Regions from separate parts of the Homo sapiens genome. Here regions 1 and 2 are each linked to region 3. Evidence: read pairs that join two places in POLR2A ChIA-PET (ENCODE). Cell type or tissue: PC-9. All regions are shown on one strand. Region 1 overlaps TOPBP1 (DNA topoisomerase II binding protein 1). Region 2 overlaps NEK11 (NIMA related kinase 11). Region 3 overlaps CPNE4 (copine 4).

Region 1 (4,000 bases), 1.9 Mb after region 3:
TATCAGTATTACCATCATCCATTGGGAAGGACAAGAGCAATCATGTTAGTTCTAGGTATTCCTAGTATAATGGAAACTTGAATTAGTTTAAAATTATATAGCTCCAACAGGACTTAGTTCCAAAACTGGTTTAGATGATTCACCATAAAATTAAGAAACTATCATTAAGAAAAAAATTAACAAGTCTAAATGGTATAACTGTCAAGTCCTTAACATGGAACATGTTAACATGGAAATAACTATAAGGAAGTGGCTGGCAAATCCTAAAATATTTATTGTCTACTCCTTTAGAGAAAAAGTTTGCCCTGCTATGTGATTCCAACAAGGCTGGAAGCTATCCAAGAATCACTCTTTCATTTATATAAGCACTGTGACTAAGTGCTTTACAAATGCATGTAATGCTCACATAATGCTAACTGTGAGGCTGATACTATCAGTACATCCCTTTTGTACAAAAGGAGTCTCAGGCTTGAAGAGGTTATGTAACTTGCCTAAGGTCACACAGTTAAGTGGCAGAAATGAGATACAAACCAAAGTCTGTCTAACTCCAGAGTTCACACCACCATGTTATAGTGCCATCTTCGTACTTCTATCCTCATCTCCAACAGACACTAGCATTTTCATTTTTAAGTAAATTGTAATATACATTAGGAACTTGTAAATTAAGTACACTGCAATATATATTAGGAACTTATGACTCCTACTAAACATAAGTATTAAAATTGTACTTATTCGCACTAAGGAAGCATAGTTTTGTCTAGGGAGTTTACTGGTCAGTAAGTCAGGAGAGCTGGGTTCTAGTTTTATAGTCTCTTTGACCCTTGGTTTCATAATATAAGGAATAAAGGGTAATAGTATACTTATAATTTACAGATATACTCATGGGAATGAATATGCTTAGATGGAATTAAAGGTGAGGCAATACTATAAAACATTCCGGAAAGTTTTTTAAACAGTTTTGTTAAAATGTAAAGTTTGTTTTATAAGTAAAAACCTTCTTATTTTTTGCAAGTACAATTATTTTGCAGTCACATCTAGGAGAAAAAAATAACTTTTTTCGACGTCTATATGTTGTTGGTAAGATGGGAAGGAGGAAGAAATCCAGTAGAATTTTAGACTACTACTATAAAAACAAAGTAGAAATACTAAGTTCTTATAAACCATCAGTAAAACTCTGAAGTTATTAAGAGACTCATAATAAACTAACATGTTCTACAGCAGTTCTTTCCGTTTATTTTAGCAGTAGGATCTCTTTTCAAACAGACCGCACCCAAAAGCCTAAGAGATACTACATAATAAACCTATCATTCAAAAAGCTCCCCTAGGGCCGGGCGCGGTGGCTCATGCCTGTAATCCCAGCACTTTGGGAGGCTGAGGTGGGTGGATCACAAGGTCAGGAGTTCAAGAGCAGCCTGGCCAACATGGAGAAACCCCATCTCTACTAAAAATAGAAAAATTAGCTGGGCATGGTGGCACGTGCCTGTAATCCCAGCTACTTGGGAGGCTGAGGCAGGAGAATCACTTGAACCCAGAAGGCAGAGGTTGCAGTGAGCCAAGACCACGCCACTGCACTCCAGCCTGGTGACAGAGCAAGACTGCATCTCAAAAAAAAAACAAAAAACTCCCTTAAATCAAAAGCCATTTTAAGAATTAATTATAAAATACTTTATTATAGACTTTCTAAGATGCTTGGTGATCCACTAAGATTTACCATCACTTAATCCTTATAAAGTCAGTAAACCACTAGCTGTCTTAGGAAGGTTTAAGAAACTAATCACCTGCCCTACACCAAGTACCCTTGGCTGAAGGATAGTATGTAAAATTGCTGGCTGGGTGCAGTGGCTCAAGCCTGTAATCCCAACATTCTGGGAGGCTAAGACAGGAGGATCACATGAGGCCAGGAGTTTGAGACCAACCTGGCCAACATGGTGAAACCCCATCTCTACTAAAAATACAAAAATTAGCTGGGCGTGGTGGTGCACACCTGTACTCCCAACTACTAAGGAGGCTGAGGGAAGAGAATTGCGTGAACTCGGGAGGAGGAGGTTGCAGTGATCCAAGCTTGTGACACTACACTCCATCCTCAGTGATGGAGTGAGACCCTGTCTCCAAAAAAAAAAAAAAAAATCACTTTCAGTTATACCACAGCATCCTGGAAAATCAAGATGATTTCCTGATGTGATACAATACTAAAGCATAAGTAAATGGTTTGAGAAAAGTCAATTTTGTAGTACGGAAATAGTGTAAATAAAAAAGGAATGCTAGGAATTCCCTCTCTAGAAATATGGTGGGCTAGGATCTTTGAAACACTCTCACTAAAAACACTTCAAAATACAGGATAAAATATTAAAATCCAGACCACTAAAGTGGTTACTAAATCCAGAACATTAAGTAGTTACTAAAGCTAATGGTTAGTCAAAATCTATTAAATATCTGTGCAGTAACCCAGACCCTTGGAATGTAAAGGTATCACACAAGAGATAGGAGCCAATCCTTTGGTTTCATAAAACTTAGAGGTGAAGGAGAGTATACCCTGAGAGAACAAGCCCAGAACCCATGAAGAGACATATCTTTAGTAAACAGACCAAAACTAACCAACCAACCAACAACAAATCTGCCCTGTAAAGGAAGAGGTCAAGAACACTGGCTTTGTGTCAAGGGGAAACAACATCTCTCCTAAGAATCTGTTCATCAGAGGCTGGTCCTCAAAGTAGGTTTGGGTATAAATTCATATAGCTGGAGGTCTAAGAAACCTCCAGCCAATACACCAACTTAAAGGCATATTGAGTTTGTAAACTCCTAGGCACCTAGCAGACCCAAACATGAACCTTTTCTGGGGTAACAAACCCCTACCCCAAGTTTCTTAGAATTCCTAGAGTCCTAGTAAGTACAAGTTCACAATAAAAATCACAAAACACAAGAAAACCAGGCACCATAAACAACAGCCAACAGAACAATTCACAGATGTTTTGATAGGTTTAATGTGTTTTAAGAAATAAAGAACAAAAAATACAAATACAAAATGACAGACTTGGCTGGGTGTGGTGGCTCACACCTGCAATCCCAGCACTTTGGGAGGCTGAGGTGCTTCAAGACCAGCCTGGGTAACATAGTAGCACCCCATCTCTATTTTTAAAAGTAAAAAAATAAATGACAGACTATTTAAAAAGCTAAAACTTCTAGGAATTGAAAAATTAATTATTAAAACAGAAAATTTAATGGATGGGTAAAACAGATTAGGCAATAGCGGAAGAGATGATTCGTGATCTGGAAAAAAATCTGAAGGAATTACACATAATAAATCACAGAAAGACAAAAAGATGGAAGATAAGGACAGGTTAAGTGACCTATATGCAAAGCAAATGGGAGTTAAGAGAATATAGAGAATGGGGGAGAGGCAATATTCAAAGAGATAATAAACATTTCTTGACCTAACAAAAAGCAAAAAATCTACTAATTCTCAGATTCAGAAGGCACAGTGAATCTCAAGCAGGACAAATAAATGGTAAAGCTCTAGGACACAAAAACCAAAAGGAAGACTATCTTAAAAACAGCCAGAGGATAAAGACAGATTATCTGTAAAGGAATGACAGACTGATATCTGACCTCCTATCCAGCAGTCAGGGAAATAGATGACAATGAAACAATATCTCTGTGCTTAAAGAAACTGTCTAGAACTGTATACCCAGCCGAAGAGTCTTAGAGAAACTAAAGGAGTTTCTAAAGGATATTGTTTTAGGAAGAAAGAAAATGATTCCAAAAGAGAGGTCTCAGATGTAAAAAGAACTGGGGAGAGCAAAGAAACAGTTAAACGTGTTAGTAAATGAAACAAATACTGACCATATAAAAGCATAATAACGCCTAATTGTAAGATGTTAAAAGATAATGAAAATACTAGACAAAATCACATAAGCTGAGTATGTTGATGAGTGGAGAGAGGGAGCAGGGCTAGTTGTGATCATTAAAGTATTTTAGGCTGGGCTCAGTGGCTCACGCCCGT
Region 2 (4,000 bases), 440 kb before region 3:
TATCCTTGTTAATTTTCTGTCTCATTGATCTGTCTAATAAAGTCTCTCACTATTATTGTGTGTGAGTCTAAGTCTCTTTGTAGGTCTCTGAGGGCTTGCTTTATGAATCTAGGTGCTCCTGTATTGGGTGCTTATACATTTAGGATAGTTAGCTGTTCTTGTTGCATTGATCCCTTTACCATTATGCCATGTCCTTCTTTGTCTCTTTTAATCTTTGTTGGTTTAAAGTCTGTTTTATCAGAGACTAAATTGCAACACCTGCTTTTTTTTGCTTTCCATTTGCTTGGTAAATATTATTCCATCCCTTTATTTTGAGCCTATGTGTGTCTCTGCATGTGAGATGGGTCTCCTGAATACAGCATACTGATGAGTCTTGACTCTCTATCCAATTTGCTAGTCCATGTCTTTTAATTGGGGCATTTAGCCCATTGACATTTAAGATTAATATTGTTATGTGTGAATTTGATCCTGTCATTATGATGCTAGCTCTTTATTTTGCTCATTAGTTGATGCAGTTTCTTCATAGTTTAAATGGTCTTTACAATTTAGCATGTTTTTGCAGTGGCTGGTACTGGTCGTTCCTTTCCATGTTTAGTGCTTCCTTCAGGAGCTCTTGTAAGGCAGGCCAGGTGGCGATAAAATCGCTCAACATTTGTTTGTCTGTAAAGGATTTTATTTCTCCCTCGCTTATGAAGCTTAGTTTAGCTGGATATGACATTCTGGGTTGAAAATTCTTTTATTTAAGAATGTTGAATATTGGCCCCCACTCTCTTCTGGCTTGTAGGGTTTCTGCTGAGAGAGCCACTGTTAGTCTGATGGGCTTCCCTTTGTGGGTAACCTGACCTTTCTCTCTCTTCTGGCTTGTAGGGTTTCTGCTGAGAGATCCACTGTTAGTCTGATGGGCTTCCCTTTGTGGGTAACCTGACCTTTCTCTCTGGCTGCCCTTAACCTTTTTTCCTTCATTTCAACCTTGGTGAATCTGACGATTGCGTGTCTCGGGGTTGCTCTTCTCGAGGAGTATCTTTGTGGTGTTCTCTGTATTTCCTGAATTTGAAAGTTGGCCTCTCTTGCTAGGTTGGGGAAGTTCTCCTGGATAATATCCTGAAATGTGTTTTCCAACTTGGTTCCATACTCCTCATCACTTTCAGGTACACCAATCAAACATAGGTTTGGTTTCTTCACATAGTCCCATATTTCTTGGAGGCTTTATTCATTCCTTTTCATTCTTTTTTCTCTAATCTTGTCTTCATGCTTTATTTCATTAAGTTCATAGTCTCTGATATCCTTTCTTCCACTTGATCAGTTCAGCTATTGATACTTGTGTATGTTTCACAAAGTTCTCGTGCTGTGTTTTTCAACTCCATCAGGTCATTTATGTTCTTCTCTAAACTGGTTATTCTAGTTAGCAATTCGTCTAACCTTTTATCAACATTCTTAGCTTCCTTGCATTGGGTTAGAACATGCTTTTTTAGCTCAGAGGAGTTTGTTATTACCCACCTTCTGAAGCCTACTTCTGTCAATTTGTCAAGCTCATTCTCCCTCCAATTTTGTTCCCTTGCTGGTGAGGAGTTGTGATCCTTTGGAGGGGAAGAGGCATTCTGATTTTTGAAATTTTCAGTCTTTTTGTGCTGGTTTTTCCTCATCTTCATGGATTTATCTACCTTTGGTCTTTGATGGTGACCTTCAGATGGGGTTTCTGAGTGGATGTCCTTTTTGTTGATGTTGATGCTATTCCTTTCTGTTTGTTAGTTTTCCTTCTAACAGCCAGACCCCTCTGCTGCAGGTCTGCTGGAGTTTGCTGGAGGTCCACTCCAGACCCTGTTTGCCTGAGTACCACCAGTGGAGGCTGCAGAACAGCAGCAATTGCTGCCTGTTCCTTCCTCTGGAAGCTTCATCCCAGAAGGGCACCCACCAGATGCCAGCCCAAACTCTCCTGTATTTGTCTGTCAACCCCTGCTGGGAGGTGTCTCCCAGTCAGGAGGCATGGGGGTCAGGGACCCACTTAAGGAGGCAGTCTGTCCCTTAGCAGAGCTCGAACACTGTGTTAGGAGATCCACTGCTCTCTTCAGAGCCAGCAGGCAGGGACGTTTAAGTCTGCTGAAGCTGTGCCACAGCCTCCCCTTCCCCCATTGGCTCTGTCCCAGGGAGATTGGGGTTTTATCTTTAATCCCCTGACTGGGGCTGCTGCCTTTTTTTCGGTGATGCCCTGCCCAGAGAGGAGGAATCTAGAGAGACAGTCTGACTACAGAGGCTTTGCCAAGCTGCGGTGGGCTCTGCCCAGTTCAAACTTCCCAGCAGCTTTGTTTACACTATGAGGGGAAAACCACCTACTCAAGCCTCAGTAATGGCAGATGCCCCTCCCCCCACCAAGCTTGAGCATCCCAGGTTGACTTCAGACTGCTGTGCTGGCAGTGCAAATTTCAAGCTGGTGGATCTTAGCTTTCTGGGCTCTGTGGGGGTGGGATCCGCTGAGCTAGACCACTTGGCTCCCTGGCTTCAGCCCCCTTTCCAGGGAAGTGAACGATTTTGTCTCGCTGGCATTCCAGGTGCCACTGGAGTATGAAAAACAACTCCTGCAGCTAGCTCAGTGTCTGCTCAAATGGCCACCCAGTTTTGTGCTTGAAACCCAGGGCCCTGGTGGCATAGGCACCCGAGGGAATCTCCTGGTCTGTGGGTTGCAAAGACCATGGGAAAAGCATAGTATCTGGGCCAGAGTGCACCATTCCTCATGGCACAGTCCCTCATGGCTTCCCTTGGCTAGGCGACGCCCCACCCTGCTTCAGCTCACCCTCTGTGGGCTGCACCCATTGTCTAACCAGTCCCAATGAGATGAGCTTGGTACCTCAGTTGGAAATGGAGAAATCACCCGCCTTCTGTGTTGATCTCACTGGCAGCTGCTGACTGGAGCTGTTCCTATTCGGCCATCTTGCCCATTCCATCCAAAAGTAGTTTTTGAAAATTAACATGGGGATTAAGGATTCAGCTATTTTTCAGAAAGCAGAGCTTTAAGAAAGCAGAGCTCTAGAACCAGGGCTTCATGGACGTGAGACCAGTGCAGTTACACAGAGCCCTAGGTTCAGGAAGGAGCCCACACATGGGGTTTCATAAAATTTTATCTTTGAATTTGTGTTTTATGAGTGAAAGCTGATAACACAGTGGAACACAGGCTCAAGGCTTAAAGCCTTGCTCATGTGCTGTCTTGCCTTTAAGACATCTACCTGGGAAGGTTCCTCTGCCACCTAGCCCTTAATCCCCATCCCATAACTACTGCAATCTTCCATTCCCAATGGGATCCTAGGTAATAGTGAGGAAGGGTTGCCGTGAGGTAAGACTGCCAGGTCCCTATAAGTGTCTACACTCCCCTGCAGAGTATCTGCCCTAGTTCCTGAGGGAGAATGACATTAAATACCCAACAAAAAGCACAATGACAGGTCCACAGACAAATACAGACCCCCCAAAAAACAGCTTTTCTCTTGTTTCTTGAACAAGGATTTCTGCGTTGTCATTTAGCACTGGGCCCCACAAATTATGTAGCTGGCCTGTCTAGAGCCTTACTACTCAAAGTGTGGTTGCAGGACCAGCAGCATTGGTATCACCTGGGAACATATGGAAACGTAGAATCCCAAGCCCTACCCAAACCTACTAAAGAAGAATCTGCATTTTAACAAGATCCCTGGATGATTTGTATGACATTAAAGTTTGAGAAGCAGTGGTCTAAAACACACTCTGGGATTCAGTCACCTATTGGATGACATCTATGTTCTTGCCCCAATTATTTTTATTATGATTGTTAAATGAATTGTCCTTTTCTTTGACATAAAGCAACTACTATTCATGTTGGAAGATGGGAGGCAGAGGGAAAGAAAGTTGGCCAATAAGAAACACTGAAAAAGGAATTGCTCTGAGCACCAAGCTTTGCCAACCCTGTTACTCGAAATTATACTTGCCCTGTTTTCTACCCTTGGGCTTAAGGCTTAGCATCTTTCCTAGCAGACTGAGT
Region 3 (4,000 bases):
AGCAGCAAGAGATCCCAGCAGTTGCTAGAGTGCCGTATCTGGTGAACGTGGGGACCCAATCATTTAAATGCCCTATCCCTGTGGATCCATTGGTGATGCAGGCTTTGCAGATGTTGTTTCTCAGCAATCAGCCATTCTCTAAATCTTGTGTTAAAAGTGCTGGCAAAGAGGTTGTTGCAGACTGACCAAAGCATGGAACTGTTTAGTAGTTGAGGTGGGGATGTTATCTCAGAGCCAGAAGGCTCAGTTTAACTCATGCCTCCCTCATTAGAAAATCGTGTGCTCCTAAGCAAGTTACTTCAAGGTTCAAATGCTTAGCAGCAAAATGAAGAAATAATGACACTTACCCTCAGGGGGTTTGTGAGGATTAAATGAGATAATTGGTACGAAGCTTTCAGCATAGGGTCTGGCAGAATATAAGAACTCTTGCTCTTCCCTCTGCCTGGAACACTTTTCTGGATGTCTTTACATGGCTCATGCCCACACTTTTACATTTTCTTCTGACTTCCTGACATTCCTACCTAAATTAGCACCCAGTCCTTTCCCGCCACCCTCTATTTCTTATCCCATGTGTGCTTTCTTTCAATGAGATCATTATTATCTGTTATTGTATCATGTAGGAATAGGTAAGCTCCATGAGGCAGGGCTTTGCCTCCTTTGTTCACAACTGAATCTGCAGTGCCTACAAGAGTGTCTGGCACATAGTAAGTTCCAATAAGTGGATAAAGAATCCATATATATTTATTTGAATAAGTGAGTACATGTATATTAGCTTTTGATTATTATTGAGAGCATTAGATAGATGCATTATTCATTGAATACATATCAGTTATTTTCAGATTATTGTTACCCTTAACTGCCATATAAACAATAGATCCATGTCAAGGGAAAGATGGGGTCTAACTGCTATACATTTCTTAGACCTTTTGGTCCAAGAGTATTTTGGTGGAGTGTCCATTTGCAGATAGATGTTACAGGTCTGCCTGAGCTGGGAAAAAGACACTTTTTAGATATAGGAGTCAATTTATCAACTTGTGAGGAAGGATACTTTTATCCTCTCTGTGGGCAGTTTTACAGTGACAGCATATGGGAAGAACTGCTACTCTACCTTTTCAAATTTACACAGGCTTGTAGAAATTGAAAGTGGCTTAGTAGGCAAGGTAGTATAATGAGAAGGCAGGTATTGAAATCAGAACAACTTAGGTTTGAAATTTCGCTCTGCAACTTACTGTCAGTGTACTCTTTGGTGAATCAGTTGAGCTCCCAGAGCCTAATTCATAATTTATCAAGCGGGGCTTCACATAACATAATATCTGAGATATAACAAGACCCCCTGAAAATCAGTTTCTTCCCTTCGATTGACAACCAAGGAGGAAGTCAGTGGGAAGACCTGGGGCATTCATAAAGGGACAAGAATCTTTTTCTCATTAAGTTTATAAAACAAAAGCTCAGAGGTAATGTAGCTTAAAGGTAAGGGAAAAGTAGCTTAGCACTCTGACTGAATCCAAATGTTAGGTGTTAAGCCCTTCCTTTGCCACTTCAGGAGGCATGTAATCTTGGCCTAGTGATGATAATAATGATGATGATAGTGTTGATAGCACCAAGCTCATGATTGCCTGGCATGTGATCAGCTCTTACTAAATACTAGCTATGAAAATGATTATCATCAAGTGGTCGTAAAATATATTGTCCAAATTGGGACACTTTTGAAAGTGAGAGGGAACAGTGTTAATAATTAAGCCATGATAGTAAGTGTAAACCGGACAGGCAGGGGCAAACTGAGTCATAGGTTACCCTATCATTCTCACAATACCTGATATGTAAAAGTGAATTCCCCCTTAAAGAGTATTTAAGCATTGTCCAGGAGCACCAGAGAGCAGCACAGAGATGCCTGCTCTGGTTGGCTAAACTCAGCACTGCTTTTGTCTTCTCAATTTTAAGCTTTTCTGATTCGGTCTTGCTGACTGGTGCCCTGTCAGCACATTCACTGTAATACCAGTTTTACTGGTTTGAATCTCAGTGGGGAGAGAGAAGTTTGGGGGATATGTTTTCCTTTGTTTCTGATAACTGGCTTGAAAACGTGTGCTGGCCTGAGCATCCTGATGAGCAGATGCTGAAGAAGAGTGAGGGAAGCACGAGTAATCAGCCCACCCTGGGCTTACCTGGATGGAGATTAGGCCCAAGAGCATGCACCTTTGCTGACCTGTGCTCACATGGGAAGGGCCCTTGACGGCTCATGTTCCATGCAAAACAAAGCTAATTAATTCATACCCGGCCTCATTTTGTCTGTGAATCTGAAACCAAGACTCGTGGGAATGCTTTTGTAAACCAAGCAGTTATTGTTTTCCTCCCCCTCAACTTTATTAGGTTAATTTAAAGTAAAACTATTCTCTTTCCCAAATAAAGCTTGAAATGAGGAGTCTAGACTTTGGAGGAATCTCAGAACCTCATTTTCAGTTCCAGAGATGTTCCTTAACTTATTTGTTCTTCGTGCCCCAAGCCCTCCTGGGTCTCTTCTGTAATCAAAAATAATATTTCAAAAGATCAGAATCAAATTAGCCCAGCCAACTCTCCTCCCTGTGGACAAAGGGGTGGGGACTAACATCTGCAAATTGATCTTTCAAAAACCTCACAGAAAGCACAGCTTCAGCAAATGCCTCCCCCAAAAGGATTTCCTGTAAATTTCCCAAATTAGAATTCTTTACAAGTTTTAAAGTTCTTCCACATTTGTTTAAAAATCTACACAATGTTTACGTGTCTTACTCCTCCACCTGAGTGTGAGTTCTTTGAAGTCAGCATGCGGGTCTTATTATGATGTTTTGCCTAACATTTATTATAATATTTTTCTAATCATAGATGTGATATAGTTTCCTTTTAGAAATACAAAAGCACAGATGTAATTTCCTACATCATCTATAATCCCACAACCTAGATGTCATCACCGTTAACATTTAAAAATATATCCTCCCAGTCTCTTGGCCTGTAAAGAAATGGGTACTTTAATAGTTAGGACCATATTTTTAATCCCCTGTTGGGACAGGTTAGCTTTTTAATGGCTACATTTGATATTCAGAAACATTCATGATAACCAATAACTAAATTTCATAAGCAGTCTAAACCAACAAATATTCCCGAAATCTTCACAACTTCTAAAATAATTGTAGTAAACTTTATCAATAGTTCAAGAAATCTAGTTTTTAGTAAATAAAAGTAATTGGAAGAGAGTTGGTTTGGGGGTTAATATATTATTTCGTGAATTGGCTTTTTGGTTATTAGACTTCAACAAACTGGCCGTTTGCCATACTATGAATTCAGTTTATAGTGTTGGAGTGTTTCATGCTTTAGGGCTAGGACAAGGACATACATTTTTATTTAAAGCAGCCAGGATGCTGACAATCGAGAAGGTGCAGCATGGCAGCATTTGTAGGGGAAACACAAGGGCTGAATGATTGGAAGAGTATGTGTAAATGCCATGGAGATAGCGATCTAAATTAGATTTACAGCCAGTACTTCTGAGCTGGTGGAAATGGGATTGAAATGAAAGCTGGTTGGAAACAACAAAAGTGGGAGCTGTGGGAGAGGTCCTGAGAAACTGCCTTATGCCACCTGCCAACCCAGGTGGCATAAGTGGCTCCCTGGATGAGTAGGTAGGCCCAGGGCACACTGATAGGGTGGTCTGGGGGCTGGGTGCCCTGCACCAGCCTGGCTTAAAGGATTAGGATCAGGACAGGCTCCTGTAGCTGTTTTTTTTTTAGCATTGATACACTAGTCCTTGCAAATTGTCATCCAGCTCCAAAGCTCTTGCCCTCCTCTGCACCAATATTGAGCTTGTAGAAGTATCATACTAATGAATGTGAGTGTATATGGAAAAGGGCCTGTGTTAATTGTCACTAAATACATCTTTTTATAACTATCTTTGAAATTAAATACAGTTGTTTTCCTGGGGGCTACCAGGTAGGTAGAATGATACCATCTATGACTGAACGACATCTATGACTTT

Evidence for each region. Peaks named below come from ENCODE experiments on the same cell type or tissue, not always from the same donor. Only the 100,000 strongest peaks of a DNase experiment are listed, where the experiment ranks them.
Region 1: POLR2A ChIA-PET joins it to region 3 with 8 read pairs; 1 of 35 experiments calls an interaction of 5 or more read pairs at or near these places.
Region 2: POLR2A ChIA-PET joins it to region 3 with 5 read pairs; 2 of 35 experiments call an interaction of 5 or more read pairs at or near these places.

Annotation. Positions count from the first base shown.
Region 1 is chr3:133,644,542-133,648,541 of GRCh38, forward strand. All of the region lies in intron 10 of TOPBP1 (DNA topoisomerase II binding protein 1), which reads right to left. Among named protein-coding and RNA genes, the nearest start is that of TOPBP1, 15 kb to the right of the region's middle. In PC-9, no CTCF peak of the experiment used is centred here; a DNase peak (open chromatin) is centred at 410; H3K27ac peaks cover 1,051 bases.
Region 2 is chr3:131,266,755-131,270,754 of GRCh38, forward strand. All of the region lies in intron 16 of NEK11 (NIMA related kinase 11), which reads left to right. Among named protein-coding and RNA genes, the nearest start is that of NUDT16-DT, 110 kb to the right of the region's middle. In PC-9, no CTCF peak of the experiment used is centred here; no DNase peak of the experiment used is centred here.
Region 3 is chr3:131,709,385-131,713,384 of GRCh38, forward strand. All of the region lies in intron 3 of CPNE4 (copine 4), which reads right to left. Among named protein-coding and RNA genes, the nearest start is that of MRPL3, 210 kb to the left of the region's middle. In PC-9, no CTCF peak of the experiment used is centred here; no DNase peak of the experiment used is centred here; H3K27ac peaks cover 940 bases.